Linked DNA regions of Homo sapiens: all the other regions are linked to region 1. Evidence: read pairs that join two places in POLR2A ChIA-PET (ENCODE). Cell type or tissue: MCF 10A. All regions are shown on one strand. Region 1 has its middle 41 kb from the start of ALDH8A1. Region 2 overlaps SGK1 (serum/glucocorticoid regulated kinase 1). Region 3 overlaps LOC124901404 (a long non-coding RNA gene).

Region 1 (4,000 bases):
TAAAGAAAAGAAAAAGAAAAAATGGAACTGGGATGCCTTAAAATTCTTCAGAACATGGAAATGAAATGTTGCTTTCTGGCTGGCTAACCTCTAAGGCAATCAAAATAGAATATAATTAGCTATCTATTGCTGCCAGGGCTTAAACCATTTTTCCAAATTGTGTTTGCCAAGACAAAAGGAGGTATTTTCTGTAGTACAGGAGAGGTGAATGAGAGGATGAGTGGGTTGAACAGTCCTGAGTAATTATTGCATTTATTTAGGTTTCTGCAGCTATCTATCAGGCCCTTGGCTTATGATAGCAAATGATAATGAACAGTCAAAAGGCAGAAATAGCAACATTCACCCTATCATGACACAGGGACATTATATTCTTTTTATACACAATACAGTGCAAAGGTTCAGGGAGAGCGAGAAGTATGACCTGAAGCCATTTTTCCACTACTCATCATTTTTGACAGTTACAAGAAATCCAGAGAAGGGATTTTCTTGTCTAATTATTTCTAACCTTAAAGTTCAGGGAGTCAGTCTTTCTCAAGATTAGGATTCACTAAATACATCCTGAGGAAAGGGTGCAGTACATGTTCTGCGAATACTGTCCAGGAGCTGTGAACTCTCTCCCTTTATTTAGGATATCAGAGGAAGGGGCAGGAGAGGGGAGGAGAGTTCAGTCATCTCAGCTTGAAGCAAGTGCTCGGTAAGCACTTTGGTATCGCTCCCAAGGGGGACTGTATCACTTCCATCCCAATGACTGAACTCGACCTGAATGCAGACCGCTGAGTCCAAGTCCCAAGTCTCAGGACCCCAGGAGTTACTAGAAAGAAACGCTCAGAGCTGCTTTCTGGTAGATTATTAGTGGGAGAATACATTTCCCCTAAGATACCTAAAATCAATGCAAAGAGGACCTCAGAAGTATGTATTTTGCTGAACTTGAAACATCAGAGAAATTGTTCAAAAATCCCCTGAAGAGATAAATATGCTGATATTCAAATTTTTACCTATCTTGATGATTCTCACATGCTTTGATTTCTCAAGGATGTTGCATGAAAATCATTTTTCCTCTATTAGAAATTCATGAGCGCCTGCTGCTTACTTCCCAGCGGCAGTCCTTGGGACCTGGTATGTGGGCACTTTAAAAAGATGCTTCAGGAGAGCATTTTATGCTCTGTGCAGGGACCTGCTCCTGCAGGCAATTGGCACGTGTAGTCACAGAGCCCGAAGCTCTGGGGCTGTCACATAAATTGCACAGAGTCAGAGGCTGCTCCCCACACAGCAGCCCAACCACCCCAGATGGCCCCACTCTACCTTCAGTCCCCCAGGGAAGGGGTTTCCACCCTCTCCCGCCATTCACTATGTCTGAGCTTGAAATATTAAAATAGAGTACTTGTTTCACATATAACTCCAATTCCAACAGCTGTAATTAAGAACACATAGAGGCCAGCTGCTTATTATATGTAGGCAGGAGCTCCAAAATACTTAATCAGAATTTGCAATTAGTTGTCATTATCCTCAGAATACCTCTACTTCTTTGATGCTTGTATATTTCTATAGGTTCTGTATATTCTGCATTCTAGTTCTGTTTAGGAGTTGTTTGCTGTAAGATCCTTGGCAAGCCAATAAGCTTCTCCATGCCTCAGTTGTCCATCTGGCAGTGGGGAGAGAGCTACACAGGGTGATTTCAACAACCCTGGCAATTAACCTTGTTATGATTCAGTGACTCCATGAATCCCTAATATTCCGGGAGTATTTTTCAAGGCTTTGTTGGAAATTGTTGAGTCACACTGGAATGAACTGCCATTATGAGATGAGGTTGGAATGTTCTGATCGCTCCAAGGGTAAGACTGGACTGAGGAATGTGGAGGAGGGCTGCGACGAGGTGTGGGATGGGAAAGTCATCATCAGATGCGTGGAGCTGGCATATCCTAGGCCAACAGACAAGATTAGGCAGATTCCCAGCACCTGATGAATGGCCAGCTGCAATCAGAATTACGATTCTTCCCCGAAGAGCAAGCAGCCTATGATTTGTTTGGCAGAAGCCTCAGAGTCGTGATGATGATGATTTGCACCGGCCTTTGGGTGAGTCAGCGCTGACACGAGGCACCGACAAGCTTGGCAGCAGAGACTGACAGTGACTGTTCTGGACTGTTACACACATTTCAGAAGGCTTGCTGTAGATACCCAGGAACAAAATATCTTCCCCACACTACAAACTGAAACCCTCATGAACAAAGCCTGAAGTGAGAGGCTTGGCCCTGGGACATCTCAGGGGTGAATCCACCCTATATTAATGGAGTCATAGTCAGCTGCAGGCACCCCCAAGCAAAGGACGCTGGAAATTCCCAGAAGATAAGCAGATCTGAAGCAAGGACCAAGGGCTTTGAAACTTTCTTTTCTTTTCTTTCCTTCCTTCCTTTGTTTTTTTCAAGACGGAGTTTTGCTCTTGTCACCCAGGCTGGAGTGCAATGGTGCCATCTCAACTCACTGCAACCACCACCTCCCAGGTTCAAGCAATTCTCCTGCCTCAGCCTCTCACGTAGGTGGGATTACAGGCATGCACCACCGCGCCTGGCTAATTTTTGTATTTTTAGTAGAGACAAGGTTTCACCACTTTGGCCAGGCTGGTCTCGAACTCCTGACCTCAGGTGATCTGCCCGCCTCGGCCTCCCAAAGTGCTGGGATCATAGGTGTGAGCCACCGCGCCTGGCTGAAATTGTCTTTCAAAAGTCTGAGCTCAGTGGCTTATGGGAATATCTAACATGGATGGCCTGAAGGCAGGTGAATCATCCTAGACCAGCCCCCGGCACTCCCTGTGCCAGGCAGAAGGGAAAGAGTAGCGCAGTGGGAAGTTGGTTCCCAGGGGGTCTGCCTCTCCAGGTCTTCCTGCTGAACAGCCGGCAGCACTTCGGGCACGAGAGGACATTGTCCTCCTTTGACCTCACCTGGAGCAGGCTTTCCAGGTTGTCTCTGGGGAAGGTGTTTATTATTATTATAATAAAAAATATTTTATATTATATAAAAATATATATATTTTTATATATAAAATATATATAAATATAAAATATATATTTATATATAAAAAAATATATATAAAATATATATTTATATATAAAAAAATATATATAAAATATATATTTATATATAAAAATATATATAAATATAAAATATATATTTATATATAAAAATATATATAAATATAAAATATATATTTATATATAAAAATATATATAAATATAAAATATATATATATATAAATATATATAAATATAAAATATATATATATATAAAAATATATATAAATATAAAATATATATTTAGATATAAAAATATATATAAATATAAAATATATATTTAGATATAAAAATATATATAAATATAAAATATATATTTATATATAAAAATATATATAAATATAAAATATATATTTATATATAAAAATATATATAAATATAAAATATATATTTATATATAAAAATATATATAAATATAAAATATATATTTATATATAAAAATATATATAAATATAAAATATATATTTATATATAAAAATATATATAAATATAAAATATATATTTATATATAAAAATATATATAAATATAAAATATATATTTATATATAAAAATATATATAAATATAAAATATATATTTATATATAAAAATATATATAAATATAAAATATATATTTATATATAAAAATATATATAAATATAAAATATATATTTATAAACATATATTAAGATATTTAATGGTTGCATGGATAACTTTAATATGTATAAATTTTAATCTGTTGATTTATCGAGTTTTGACATTATCTACCTTCTCCCTGTTCTGTAAGATGAGGAAAGTAGATGGTGACCACCATCCCAGGCCTCCATCCTTTCCCCTCTCAACTGGCCCGCTGATTAATTTCATTATCTAGGCTAGTAACTTCTGCACTCTGTTCTGTAATTTTAAGTTGGCTTTCTGTACTTTGTGTATAGCTTGACTTTAAATAAAAAAGGCTAA
Region 2 (4,000 bases), 740 kb after region 1:
GTATAGAGAAGCCCAAAGGGCATTTATTTTAATTCAGAATTGTCTGGGGGAGGGTTGGAAGGAATACATTGGCAGATGTTTTCTCCATAAACCTGTTATTTTACCTACATAAAAAGCACATTTTTGTGTCCCAACAAGGCTCCCATAATTTTTAGACACATTTATCAATTCGAAGCACCAAAAGGCAACAAGTGAACATTATTCTTATGTTTAACTGTGTGTAGCCTTTTGAGATTTTGTGCTTGAAGTGGGTGATTATGGAAGTTGATATAAGACTTAAACTTGGTATTTAAAGCCTGGTCAAGATTTCCCTGTCCTGTGTCTAGTGTGAGTTCTTGACAAGAGTGTTTTTCCCTTCCCGTCACAGAGTGGGCCCAACGACCTACGGCACTTTGACCCCGAGTTTACCGAAGAGCCTGTCCCCAACTCCATTGGCAAGTCCCCTGACAGCGTCCTCGTCACAGCCAGCGTCAAGGAAGCTGCCGAGGCTTTCCTAGGCTTTTCCTATGCGCCTCCCACGGACTCTTTCCTCTGAACCCTGTTAGGGCTTGGTTTTAAAGGATTTTATGTGTGTTTCCGAATGTTTTAGTTAGCCTTTTGGTGGAGCCGCCAGCTGACAGGACATCTTACAAGAGAATTTGCACATCTCTGGAAGCTTAGCAATCTTATTGCACACTGTTCGCTGGAAGCTTTTTGAAGAGCACATTCTCCTCAGTGAGCTCATGAGGTTTTCATTTTTATTCTTCCTTCCAACGTGGTGCTATCTCTGAAACGAGCGTTAGAGTGCCGCCTTAGACGGAGGCAGGAGTTTCGTTAGAAAGCGGACGCTGTTCTAAAAAAGGTCTCCTGCAGATCTGTCTGGGCTGTGATGACGAATATTATGAAATGTGCCTTTTCTGAAGAGATTGTGTTAGCTCCAAAGCTTTTCCTATCGCAGTGTTTCAGTTCTTTATTTTCCCTTGTGGATATGCTGTGTGAACCGTCGTGTGAGTGTGGTATGCCTGATCACAGATGGATTTTGTTATAAGCATCAATGTGACACTTGCAGGACACTACAACGTGGGACATTGTTTGTTTCTTCCATATTTGGAAGATAAATTTATGTGTAGACTTTTTTGTAAGATACGGTTAATAACTAAAATTTATTGAAATGGTCTTGCAATGACTCGTATTCAGATGCTTAAAGAAAGCATTGCTGCTACAAATATTTCTATTTTTAGAAAGGGTTTTTATGGACCAATGCCCCAGTTGTCAGTCAGAGCCGTTGGTGTTTTTCATTGTTTAAAATGTCACCTGTAAAATGGGCATTATTTATGTTTTTTTTTTTGCATTCCTGATAATTGTATGTATTGTATAAAGAACGTCTGTACATTGGGTTATAACACTAGTATATTTAAACTTACAGGCTTATTTGTAATGTAAACCACCATTTTAATGTACTGTAATTAACATGGTTATAATACGTACAATCCTTCCCTCATCCCATCACACAACTTTTTTTGTGTGTGATAAACTGATTTTGGTTTGCAATAAAACCTTGAAAAATATTTACATATATTGTGTCATGTGTTATTTTGTATATTTTGGTTAAGGGGGTAATCATGGGTTAGTTTAAAATTGAAAACCATGAAAATCCTGCTGTAATTTCCTGCTTAGTGGTTTGCTCCCAACAGCAGTGGTTTCTGACTCCAGGGGAGTATAGGATGGTCTTAAAGCCAACCTACGTTCCAGGCCTTTTTAGCAGCATTTTATGGTGTCTGTCATTCATAAATCCATCCAAGGAAATCCTTTGCAATTTACTCATCTTGCAAGGATTGCTATGAAGTAATGCTTCCTGTATTTATTGCCTGTCCTGTGAAGTTGGACTATTTGTCCTGACATTTGGCTTGTCTTCAGTTACAGGTAATTCTTTCCAGAAATATTTGAAAGCCTACTCTGGGCTCTATTGCGAGTGCTCAGGATATCGTAGTGGACAAAGCAGACAACTTCGCCCTTCCAGAGCCTGATGAAGAAGGCCGACCTAAAGCAGTTAGTTGAGATGGAAATTGAGAAATAGTCTGTGAAGTTTAGGAGAATGCCACACAAGAGGGTGAGAATTTTTTTTTTTTTTTTTTTTTTTTTTGAGACACGGTCTTACTCTGTCGCCCAGGCTGGAGTGCAGTGGTGTGATCTTGGTTCACTGCAGCCTCCGCCTCCTGGGTTCATGTGATCCCCCCATCTCAGCCTCCTGAGTAGCTGGGACTACAGGCATGCACCACCATGCCTGGCTAATTTTTGTATTTTAGTAGAGATGGGATTTCACCATGTGGGCCAGGCTGGTCTCGAATCCCTGGCCTCAAGTGATCTGTCTGCCTCGGCTTCCCTAAGTGCTGGGGAGAATGTTTTAAATAAGTGGATATGTTCCCAAAAAGCTGACCTGGCTGGGACATCTGGTTTCTGAGAGTACCTGGAGTTGACCCAGGTCTAGAGTGAGCTCAGTAAAGGGACCCTGAAGGAGCTCATCCCTAGCTTGGACTGAAGCTTCTTGAGCCAGTGTCTACCTAGCACCCTAAGGGCCCAGCAGGCTCTGGGGCTGTGTGGCAGAGCCCACTCCTAGAGCTCACCCCACTGTGATATTACCTGTGGGAGAAAGCGAGGTGGCACCATCCTTGGAGATCTTGAGTCCAAAGGTTTGGACTTTTTCACTCTTCTAGGTCTTCCACACAAATACTTAACAAATAATCAGGGAATCCCCAAACAGTTGATGTTGCTGCTGCCTTAATTGCAAAAGCACCCTGTAGGCCTGCTGCACCCCCGCTACCCTGACCTTCCAGTTCGCACAGGGATTTCCCCAAGGGAAAGCTGTGAGCTTTTTTCCTCTTATCCTTGCTCTTGGGTCTCACCTCACTTTGCCTCAGTCCCCCTCTCCTACCCCACAAGGTTTCCAAGGGCCAAACAGGTGTTCAGAGATAACCGAGTTCTTCTCCCTCATGATCTAATGAAGGAAGAAGATGAAAACGAGTCGATAGCTTTTTGCTCAAGGTGGGCCACCGGTCATGCTCTGCTGTTGACTTACTGCTCTACAGGCATTAGCTACGTGTTCAATTCCCTACCGGGCCCAGTTGACAAATAAAGAGTCCAAAGCAAGGCCAGGCACGGTGGCTCACGCTTGTAATCCCAGCACTTTGGGAGGCCGAGGCGGGCAGATCACGAGGTCAGGAGATCGAGACCATCCTGGCTAACATGGTGAAACCCCGTCTCTACTAAAAATACAAAAAAATTAGCCGGGCGTGGTGGTGGGCGCCTGTAGTCCCAGCTACTCGGGAGGCTGAGGCAGGAGAATGGCGTGAACCAGGGAGGCGGAGCTTGCAGTGAGCCGAGATCGCACCACTGCACTCCAGCCTGGGCGACAGAGCAAGACTCTGTCTCAAAAAACAAAACAAAAAAAAAGCATGTATTTTCCTATTAAAGATTGATGCCGGCTCTAACATAGAGACTCATTGCATATTCCCCCTCATTCTCATTCTCAATAACAGTTATGAATTCCTCCTCGAACAAAAAGTGCTTAAATCTCATTTTCATCTGAACACAGTTCAGGTGGGCTTAGGAATCTGCAATCTAATTATAGATAACTCAGATGGGCCAGTCACGAGTTACAAAGCTTTTTTTTATGTTTTGAAGGTAGAATTCTGGTTTACTGGATTATAGTCCATCACTTCACATAGAAGATCTGAATTGTGTTTCTCCAGAATTGAAAGGTGCCAGAGGAGACCCAAACATTGTCACCCAGATGGGAGATAAGATCAAGCACAAGTGGGTGGGAAGAGAACAAGGCAAGAACAGGGAAGTCAAGAAAGAACAAGAGATCAATAAACAAATGACAAATATTTACTAAGCACTGTACTGTCAAATAATGTGTGTGCAGAGGTATCTTTTACCTAAGGGAGTGGGGCATATCCCTGCCAGCACATTCCCTGAGCCCCAGCCAGCCTGCCTTTGAGCACGACAATTGATTGGAAAA
Region 3 (4,000 bases), 800 kb after region 1:
ATTGGTGCTCAACAGGGACACCATGTGGCAGTTTTAAAAGAGCCTTTAGTGCCTGTGGGCTGACCAGCGCCACCTAGTGTTTGAAAGATGGATGACTTTTATAATTTAGGAGGAAAGGAGGGGAGGTGATTATATAGGATTGTATGGATCTCAAATCATTAATTGGAGAATTGCATATCTTTATCAAATAATTTTTTTTGAGGAAAAGTCTTGCTCTGTTTCCCAGGCTGGAGTGCAATGGCACGATCTCTGCTCACTGCAACTTCCACCTCCAGGGTTCAAGTGATCCTCCTGCCTCAGCGTCCTGAGTATCTGGGATTACAGGTGTGCGCCACCACACCTGGCTAATTTTTGTATTTTTAGTAGAGACGGGGTTTCACCACATTGGCCAGGCTGGTCTTGAACTGCTGACCTCAAGTAATCCACCTGCCTCAGCCTCCCAAAGTGCTGGGATTACGGGCATGAGCCATTGCGCCTGGCCTCGTTATCAAGTAAATTTTAAATATCCAATATGAAACATTGTTCAAGGTTCTGAGAATACATCTTTAAATAAGATAGATGAAGTTTCTGCTCTGGTGAAGCTTGAGAAATAGGACCCTGTTTCCCCAGTAAGCTGTATAATAGGTCATGTGCTACATGAGCCCTTCCAACTCCATATAGATCATGGGCCAAGGGAATTGTAATAGGCTAGAAAGCCTGAATCAGATTTGAATTTGTTGCAGTTTCTAAAAGTAAAGGCATCAATGTAATGTTTGTCATTTCTCAATGTAGGATGAAGTAAGGAGTTTTCATTCCTGGTTCACACCTTATTATTATTATAATCAATAAACATTTTTAAAGTTTTTGATCTGATTAGGTTATCTCTAACTAGTCTAGCCTAGTGGTTCTCAGTAAGAAGCAGCAAAATTTTCTGTGGTTTTTTTTTTTTTTTTTTTGAGAGGGAGTCTCACTCTGTAGCCCAGGCTGGAGTGCAGTGGCACGATCTCGGCTCACTGCAACCTCTGCCTCCCAGGTTCAAGGGATTCTTCCAAGTAGCTGGGATTATAGACACTCACCACCATGTCCAGCTAATTTTGTATTTTTAGTAGAGACAGGGTTTTGCCATGTTGGCCACACTTGTCTCAAACTCCTGACCTCAGGTGACTGGCCCACCTTGGCCTCCCAAAGTGCTACTAAAAATACAAAAATTAGCTGCACGTGGTGGCGGGCACAGTGGCATGCACCTGCAGTCCCAACTACTTGGGAGACTGAGGCAGGAGAATCTCTTTAGCTCAGAAGGCAGAGGTTGCAGTGACCTGAGATCACACCACTGCACCCCAGCCTGGGTGACAGAGCGAGACTCTGTCTCCAAAAAAAAAAAAAAAAAAAAATCTTTTATACCATATTTTTATTGTGTCTTTTCTATGTTTAGATATGTGTAGATGCACAAATACTTACCTTTATGTTACAATTGCCTGCAGTATTCATTACAGTAACATGCTGTACAAATTGTAGCTGTGGAGCAATAGACTACCACACACATCTAGTAGACCATCTAGGATTGTTTAAGTACATTCTATGATGTTTGCACAATGATGAAATCGCCTAATGACACATTTCTCTTAACGCTTCCTGTCGTTAAGCAATGCATGACTGTATTAAAAACTACTGATGCCTTGGTGGCGCATGCCTGTAATCCCAGCTACTCAAGAGGCTGAGGTAGGGATAATTGCTTGAACTGGTACCAGGGAGGTGGAGGTTGCAGTGAGCCGAGATCACGCCACTGCACTCCAGCCTGGGCCACAAAGAGAGACTCCGTCTCAAAAAAAAAAAAACAAACCTACTGATGCCTAGGTCTCATTCCCGCCCCCCACTTCACTCCATCCCAAGGTTCTCATTTAATTAGACTGGAGTGTGGCTTGTGCATCAGAATTTTGAAAGCTCTCCAGCTGATGCTAACTTTTAGCAACATTTGAGAACCATTATTCTAAGCCATGAAAATTCATTCAGTATTTTTCAGTTGTGGTTGACAAGATCAGAATTTGGTGTTAGGAAAATTAATTTGGCAACGATATCAAGAGTGGACTGAAGCCCAAAGAAGTCTCAGAGAGAAGTCACATAGGAGACTAATGCAGTAGAATAAAGTGAGATAATAAGGGCCTAAGGAGAAGATAGGTGTACTTGAGAATGCACATGTATTATATAAGTAACAGAACTTCAGTGCTGATTTCAGAGAAGCAAGTTTGATCATCTAATGACCTTGTTGACCAAACAATACTAAAATAACCTGTGCATCTAAATAAGGAGCTGCCTTTCCAATTGATAAGCTGATGCATCTCTGTTGTAAAAAAATATTTTATCAGTATTAATGCATATGTTAAATTTGACATTTCATAATGCAATTCATAGAATCTGCTGTTTGTTTACTATTCCAGAATTTTATTGCTGAGTTCTCAATTTAAATCTACAGGTATTTCTATTATCAGTGATGTGAATTATGATATAATAACTCTTGATAATTGATATGGTTTGTCTGTGTCCCTACCCAAATCTCATCTTGAATTCCCATGTGTTGTGGGAGGGACCCAAGAGAAAGTGATTGAATCATGAGGGCAGGTCTTTCCCATGCTGTTCTCATGACAGCAAATAAGGCTCATGAGATCTGATAGTTTTATAAAGGGGAGTTTCCCTACACAAGCTCCCTTCTCTTGTCTGCCACCATGTGAGATGTGCCTTTCACCTTCCCCCAGGATTGTGAGGCCTCCCTGGCCACGTGGAACTGTGAGTCCATTAAACCCTTTTCCTGTATAAATTACCCAGTCTCGGGTGTGTCTTTATTAGCAGTGTGAAAATGGACTAATACAATAATCAACAAAATGAGAATTATAGACATAAACTAAATATTTTAATATAATGATAGGCTAATTGCATTATAGCCATTGTTTTTCTTGCTATTGGTTTTTTGTTTGTTTGTTTTTGTTTTTGTTTTTGTTTAAGATAGGGTCTTGCTCTGGGCTCAGGTGATTCTCCTGCCTTAGCCTTCTGAATAGCTGGGGACCGCAGGCATGCACCACTGCACCCACCAATTTTTTTTTTTTTTTTTGGTAGAGACAGGGTTTCCCCATGTTGCTCAGGCTGGTCTTGAGCTCCTGGGTTCAAGCGATCCTCCTGCCTTGGCCTCCCAAAGTGCTGGAAGAAATTTTATAATTATAAAAATTAACAAGTTAAATTGATTTAAAATTGAAAAAATATTGGGAGGAGAAAATGGGAATTTGTTATTTAGTGGGTATAGAATTTTCTGGGGTTCAAATACCCTTTAGAGGTTTCCCATTGGTTACTTTGTGTACACCCTATGTAAATGAAGTAGTGCCCTGTGATCAGTCTGTTTGGTTGTGGACAGTGACCAATCAATCAGAGACTGAAGTGAAGTTACAAAGTTATACTCCTATGCAAATGAAGACCTGGCCCGGCGACCAGGCTGATTGGTTGTAGGAGGGGACCAGTCAGAGGTATTTTCAGTTTTTTATCTGCCACACAGAAAAGATGGGGGTTGCAAAGGGAGTAGCCTTTGGCTCTTTTGTTACTTGGGCATGGAAAGTTGGAGTTTTCCTTTTGATTTAGCTCTAGGAAGTCGGCGCAAATCAGCCTTACGTTCCCTGCCTCCAGACCCTTTTCTCCTGCCTCAGAAGGTAGAATGCTAAGCTGGTCCCCAAGGTTGCTGCCCCTTGACGTACACAACCTGTGTAATTCCCTCCTTTTGAGTATGAGACTGAACTGTAAATATAATAGAATAGTCACTCCTATGGCTAGATTACTGTAGTTGACTTTAAGAAAGGGAGGTTATATTCAGTTGGCCTGACCTAATCAGATGTGCCCTTGAAAAGGGACTGAGCTCTTCCTGGAGACAGAGATTTTAAATGTAAGAAGCCTCTAGCACAAGGAAGATTCTCTATTGCTGCCTTTAAAGACAAAGGGTACTACATGACAAGGGACTCAGAATGGCCCCTCAGAGCTAAGTATC

Evidence for each region. ChIA-PET counts read pairs that join two places held together with the same protein. Peaks named below come from ENCODE experiments on the same cell type or tissue, not always from the same donor. Only the 100,000 strongest peaks of a DNase experiment are listed, where the experiment ranks them.
Region 2: POLR2A ChIA-PET joins it to region 1 with 5 read pairs; 5 of 35 experiments call an interaction of 5 or more read pairs at or near these places.
Region 3: POLR2A ChIA-PET joins it to region 1 with 11 read pairs; 1 of 35 experiments calls an interaction of 5 or more read pairs at or near these places.

The regions. Positions count from the first base shown.
Region 1 is chr6:134,907,147-134,911,146 of GRCh38, reverse strand. No RefSeq gene overlaps it. Among named protein-coding and RNA genes, the nearest start is that of ALDH8A1, 41 kb to the left of the region's middle. In MCF 10A, no CTCF peak of the experiment used is centred here; DNase peaks (open chromatin) are centred at 1,966 and 2,786.
Region 2 is chr6:134,166,803-134,170,802 of GRCh38, reverse strand. It overlaps SGK1 (serum/glucocorticoid regulated kinase 1), which reads left to right. Exons shown (of 14, transcript NM_001143676.3): 14 at 368-1,547. The coding sequence ends at 535. Among named protein-coding and RNA genes, the nearest start is that of SLC2A12, 120 kb to the right of the region's middle. In MCF 10A, no CTCF peak of the experiment used is centred here; no DNase peak of the experiment used is centred here.
Region 3 is chr6:134,107,320-134,111,319 of GRCh38, reverse strand. All of the region lies in intron 2 of LOC124901404 (a long non-coding RNA gene), which reads right to left. Among named protein-coding and RNA genes, the nearest start is that of SLC2A12, 57 kb to the right of the region's middle. In MCF 10A, a CTCF peak has its summit at 58 (motif pointing left); DNase peaks (open chromatin) are centred at 59 and 1,589.